2 separate regions of the Homo sapiens genome follow, and region 1 is linked to region 2. A link is an interaction called in ENCODE POLR2A ChIA-PET data of the cell type or tissue named here. Cell type or tissue: CD4-positive, alpha-beta T cell. All regions are shown on one strand. Each heading gives the region's core, and the rest is flanking DNA. Links, peaks and the distances in the headings are about the cores only. Region 1 overlaps GNG7 (G protein subunit gamma 7). Region 2 overlaps BTBD2 (BTB domain containing 2).

Region 1 (2,903 bases), core at 93-2,592, 600 kb after region 2:
TCGTAATTTGAAAATAAAGGGTTTTTTTTTTTTTTTTTTTTTTAAGGGAGAGATTATAGGGGACTGAGTGTGTGGCCTTGAGTTTGTCTGTTTCCAAACTCCCTATTGAGGCTGTTCAACCAAAGAACCAAAGTTGGGGGAAAGTCTATCCCAAGGCTCCAGCCCAAAGGAAGCTCTCTTCTACAATGGGTGTGTTAGGATGGAGGAGAGCCACAAAGCCAGTAAAAAGGCACATAGCAAACTGGAAGAAAATAGTAATATGTAGCATATGTAACAAAGTGTTAGTGCCTGTCATATGTAAAGAGCACCTACAAATCAATAAGAAAAACTCAATAGCCAAATAGAAGATATACAGAGGTACTTAGTGCAAAGATACTAACAATCAGAAAAGAAAGGAATAGGTGACTGATCTCACTGATGGCCAAATAAATGAATATTATAACACCAAAGAGACACTAATTTCACATAACTGGCTGGCAAAACTTTTAAATTCAGTTGATAACCATTATGGCAAGGCTGTGGGGGAACTGGCATTTTCACTCACTGTTGACAGGAGTTCAAGTTGCTATAAACTTTGTGGAAGGTTATTCGTCAATGATTAACAGAATTGTAAATGCCACTATCTTCTAAAGCTGCATTTCTGCTTTTAGGAATTTACCTCCTGAGATATTTAGACAAGGTCAAAAGTGATGTATACCATGATGTTTCTGCTGCAACATTATTTGGATGTAAGAAAAACTGTAAAGATCAGTAGTGTGTTCTTCAAGTCACTCTGGCATATCCATACACAAGAACGCGCTAACTAAAAAGAATGAAGCTCACTGATCACACTGACAAAAAATGGCAACCAAAAACAACTCTTAACATTTTTCAAAAGGCTGAAAAGTAGAGTTGCTACATTAAAAAAAAATTGCTCCTTCTATCACAGCATTTTTATTTCTAGCAATGTGGCAGAAAACATCACTTTAAATCTCTCCTCCTCTAAAACCCAAGCAAGACTGGATGAAAGAAATGAACAAAGGCCAGGTGCAGTGGCTCATGCCTGTAATCCCAGCACTTTGGGAGACTGAGGCAGGAAGATCGCTTGAGCCCAGGAGTTCATGACCAGCCTGGGAAACATAGCAAGATCCTATCTCTAGAAAAAATTTTTAAAAAGCATCCAGGTGTGCTGGTATGTGCCCATGGTCCCAGCTACTCAGGACGTTGAGGCAGAAGGATTGCTTGAGCCCAGGAGGTCGAGGCTCTAGTGAGCTATGATTGCATCGTTTCACTCCAGCCTGGGTGACAGAGCAACAAGGAGAGGGAAGGAAGGGGAGGGGAGGGGAGGGGGAGGGGAAGGAAGGAAGGAGAGGGAGGGAGGGAAGAGAGAAAGAAAGAAAGAAAGAGAGAGAGAGAGAGGGAGGGAGGGAGAGAGGGAGAGAGGCAGGGGAGAGGAGAAGGAAAAAAAGAAAGAAGAAAACGAAGGAAGGAAGGAAAGAAGGAAGGAAGGAGAGGGAGGGAAGGAAGGAAGGAAGGACGGAAGAAAGAAAGAAAGGGAGGGAGGGAGAGAGGGACGGAGGGAGGGGAAAGGAGAAGGGAAAAAAAGAAAGAAGAAAAGGAAGGAAGGAAAGAAGGAAGGAAGGAAGGAGAGGGAGGGAGGAAAAAAAAAGAAAAGAAAATGCATACTCTTTCTAACCAACAGCTGAGGTCACAAAAAAGTAAGAAAATCCAGCACAGACTAAAAACTTCAAAGAGGACAGGGCACCGGGTGGTGAGAAGTGGCCTGTGGCCACCCAGATTGAGGGGAGAGGCTTCTGGTCTTGGTCACCAACGGCCTGATGTTGTTCTTAATCTCTGCCTCTCTTAAAAATGTATAGTGGAAAATTCCTTTTTTAAAAAAAAAACTTGGAATGTTTGTCTTTATTTTGTGCTTTATATTTTCAAAGTGAAAAGAAATAGTATTGAGTCAATTTTTGTTTTTTAAAATATTCGTTCTATATATTTACAAGCCTTCAAGCTGCTCTAAAGATTTCAAAAGTATTAAGAGTAGGACTGGGCGTGGTGGCTCACACCTGTAATCCCAGCACTTTGGGAGGCTGAGGTAGGTGGATCACCTGAGGTCAGAAGTTCGAGACCAGCCCGGGCAACAAGGCGAAACCTCGTCTCTACTAAAAATACAAAAATTAGCCGGGCATGGGGGCGGCTGCCTGTAGTCCCAGCTACTAGGGGTGCTGAGGCAGGAGAATCGCTTGAACCTGGGACACGGAGCTTGCAGTGAGCCGAGATTGTGCCACTGCACTCCTGCCTGGGCAACAGAGTGAGACTCCATCTAAAAAAAAAAAAAAATTGCAAATACTTTTCCCGGGGTAGCACTTTTTTTTTTTTTTTAAACAATCCTTGGAGTTCTGTGGTCCATGCCATTTCCTTCTGTTTCAATGTTATATATGTTTTGATTACTATTGTGATGTTTTAAGTTTTCTGAAGCAAGCTGAGAGGCAGGCCGAAATATTTGATGCCAAAAAAAAAAAAAAACTTTCTTACCTCATTCACCCCAAACCTTCTCAAATCTGGATTAAATACTATACTTTAAAACAAACATGAGGTGCTTCTGAAGGGGAGGAAAATTTATTTCTCTGCTTTTCTATTATACAAGTTGTTTACAGAAACTGCAAATCAAGGCCGGGCACAGTGGCTCACGCCTGTAATCCCAGCGCTTTGGGAGGCCAAGACGGGCGGATCACCTGAGCTCAGGAGTTCGAGACCAGCCTGGCCAACATGGAGAAACCCCATCTCTACTAAAAATACAAAACACTTAGCTGGGTGTGGTGGTGGGCACCTGTAGTCCCAGCTACTTGGGAGGCTGAGGCAGGAGAATCGCTTGAACCTGGGAGGTAGAGGTTGCAGTGAGCCGAGATATCACACCA
Region 2 (2,903 bases), core at 227-2,726:
ACGGCTCCCAAGCGGCCGTCCACCCGTACTGGCCCCACGTCCTCTCAGCCTCCCTGGCCTGCACGACCTCCCCAGCCCCCGCCCTTTGGGCTGCACAGAGCCCAACTGGGGTCCCCTGAGATCCCTGGCCCTGCTCTGTCTACCTGACATTTCCTTAGAGAGAGAGAGAAAGTTCTCTCTGGTTTTTTTTTTTCTTTTTTTTTAGCCAGGCGCGGTGGTGGGGGCCTGTAATCCCAGCTACTGTGGAGGCTGAGGCAGGAGAATCGCTTGAACGCTGGAGGCGGAGGTTGCAGTGAGCTGAGATCGTGCCATTGCACTCCAGCCTGGGCAACAAGAGAAACCCCGTCTCAAAAAAAAATTATTTTACTTTTTTTTTAGAGACAGGGTCTCACTCTGTCACTCAGGCTGGAGTGCAGTGGCGCCATCTCCACTCACTGCAGCCTCAACCTCCCGGGCTCAGGCAATCTTCCTGCTTTGGTCCCCCAAGTAGTTGAGATTCCAGACATGCACCAGCGTGCTTGGCTAATTTATGAAATATTTTTTTTTAGTAGAGATGAGGTTTCACCATGTTGGCCAGGCTGGTCTCAAACTCCTGACCTCTGGTGATCTGCCTGTCTCAGCCTCCCAAAATGCTGGGATTACAGGCATGAACCACAGTGCCCGGCCTGAATCTTTTTTTAATTTTTTGTAGAAACGGGGTCTCTCTATGTTGCCTAGGCTGGTCTAGAACTCCGGGCCTCAAGCAATCCTCCCTACTTGGCCTCCCAAAGTGCTGGGGTTACAGGCGTGAGCCACCGCACCCTGCCAATAATTTTTTGAAGTATCACGGAAAAGTCCAAAACACATCTTTTTTTTTCAGGTGGAGTCTCGCTCTGTCATGCACGCTGGAGTGCAGTGGTGCGATCTCGGCTCACTGCAACCTCCACCTCCCAGGTTCATGCAATTCTCCTGCCTCAGCCTCCCAAGTAGCTGGAATTACAGGTGCCCGCCACCACGCCCGGCTCTTTTTTGTGTTTTTAGTAGAGATAGGATTTCGCCATGTTGGCCAGGCTGGTCTGGAACGCCTGAGCTCAGGTGATCTGCCCGCCTCGGCCTCCCAAAGTGCCGGGATTACAGGCGTGAGCAACCACGCCCGGCCCAAAACACATTTTACTACCAGGCAGGAGCCTGCTGCCTCCCGGGCCCGCCCCCGGCCCCGCCTCCGCCTCCAGCCTCGGTCCGCCCCACCCCGGCCCCGCCTCCAGCCAGGCCTGGCCCCGCCCCCGCCTCGTACCGGCCCCGCCCACCTGCGTGAGCAGCATGAAGGCGTTGTCGGCTCGCAGGTTCTTCTTCAGGAACTCCACGCAATGGGCCTCGAGCGCTGGCACCGCGTACTTCTTGGCGGTGTATAGCGTGGTCATCACCGTCTCCGGGCCAATCTGCACCTCGTCCGAGTAGAGAAACCTGCAGAAGCAACGCGGGTGGCCGTGAGGTGGGACCGCCATGCCCGCCCCCAGGGGAGAGCGTCAGGGGACCACTCAGACCGTTAGACTCGGCCACCGGCCCTTGAGCTGGCAGGACCCAAACACCCACATCAGGTTCCCCGAGGAACCTTCCAGAATTAGCCCCTGTCCGTTGCCCTCTGACATAGGGACACGACTTGGCAAGGTGGTCACCCATGAAAACGAGCAAGAGGCTGAACCCATCTACACAGCACACACCCGGAAGCGTCTATATGGCCTGTCTTGTTCTGCCCGGGATGCCCCAGGAGAGGGCACTGGGAGCTGGGTGTCTCCTTCTTGGGCACCTTTTCCATGAGGAACTGTTGGTTCCCCACCTCGGGCACCACCGAAAACCTCAACCACTTCTGGGTGGATCATAGAACCCAACACGCTAATTAGGATCATGGATAATCATGGACGCTATTACCACCTGCCAGCGAGGGGCCCACACGACACTGAATACAGATCAGAAGTTGGGCCGATCAAAAATAGAAGCACAGGCTGGGCCTGGTGGTTCACGCCTGTAACCCCAGCACTTTGGGAGGCTGAGGCGGGCAGATCGCCTGAGGTCAAGAAGTGCCAGACCAGCCTGGCCAACATGGTGAAACCCCGTCTCTACTAAAAATACAAAAATTAGCTGGGCGTGGTGGTGGGCGCCTGTAGTCCCAGCTACTTGGGAGGCTGAGGCAAGAGAATCGCTTGAACCTGGGAGGCAGATGTTGCAGTGAGCTGAGATCTCGCCACTGCACTCCAGCCTGGAGACAGAGCGAGAATCCGTCTCAAAAAAAAAAAAAAAAAAAAAAAAAAAAAAAAGCAGCACAGGCCGGCCTGGTGGTTCACGCCTGTAATCCCAGCACTTTGAGAGGCCGAGGCGGGCAGATCACTTGAGGCCAGGAGTTAGAGACTAGCCTGGCCGACATGGCAAAATCCCCCTCTACTAAAAATACAAAAATTAGCCAGGTGTGGTGGCAGACACCTGTAATCCCAGCTACCTGGGAGGCTGAGGCACAAGAATCGCTTGAACCCAGGAGGCGGAGGTTGCAGTGAGCCAAGATCGTATCACTGCACTGCAGCCTGGGAGACAGAGTGAGACTCCCTCTCAAAAAAAAAATAAAAAATAAAAAAATGTCTCCAGCCTGGAGCAGTGGCTCACATCTGTAATCCCAGCACGTTGGGAGGCAGAGGCGAGAGGATTGCCTGAGACCAGGAGTTGGAAACCAGTGTGGGCATGGTGAGATCCTGTCTCTAAACACATTTTTTTTTCAGCTGGGCACAGTGGCTCAGGCCTGTAATCCCAGCACTTTGGGAGGCTGAGGCAGGCGGATCATGAGATCAGGAGATCGAGACCATCCTGGCCAACATGATGAAACCGGGTCTCTACTAAAAATACAAAAATTAGCCAGGCGTGGTGGCGTGTGCCTG

Evidence for each region. Peaks named below come from ENCODE experiments on the same cell type or tissue, not always from the same donor. Only the 100,000 strongest peaks of a DNase experiment are listed, where the experiment ranks them.
Region 1: POLR2A ChIA-PET joins it to region 2 with 5 read pairs; 2 of 35 experiments call an interaction of 5 or more read pairs at or near these places.

Annotation. Positions count from the first base shown.
Region 1 is chr19:2,591,433-2,594,335 of GRCh38, forward strand. All of the region lies in intron 2 of GNG7 (G protein subunit gamma 7), which reads right to left. Among named protein-coding and RNA genes, the nearest start is that of MIR7850, 38 kb to the right of the region's middle. RefSeq lists an enhancer at 1,025-1,526. In CD4-positive, alpha-beta T cell, for the core only: no CTCF peak of the experiment used is centred there; no DNase peak of the experiment used is centred there.
Region 2 is chr19:1,991,734-1,994,636 of GRCh38, forward strand. BTBD2 (BTB domain containing 2) reads right to left here. Exons shown (of 9, transcript NM_017797.4): 3 at 1,287-1,443. Among named protein-coding and RNA genes, the nearest start is that of BTBD2, 23 kb to the right of the region's middle. RefSeq lists an enhancer at 1,579-2,079. In CD4-positive, alpha-beta T cell, for the core only: no CTCF peak of the experiment used is centred there; a DNase peak (open chromatin) is centred at 1,268.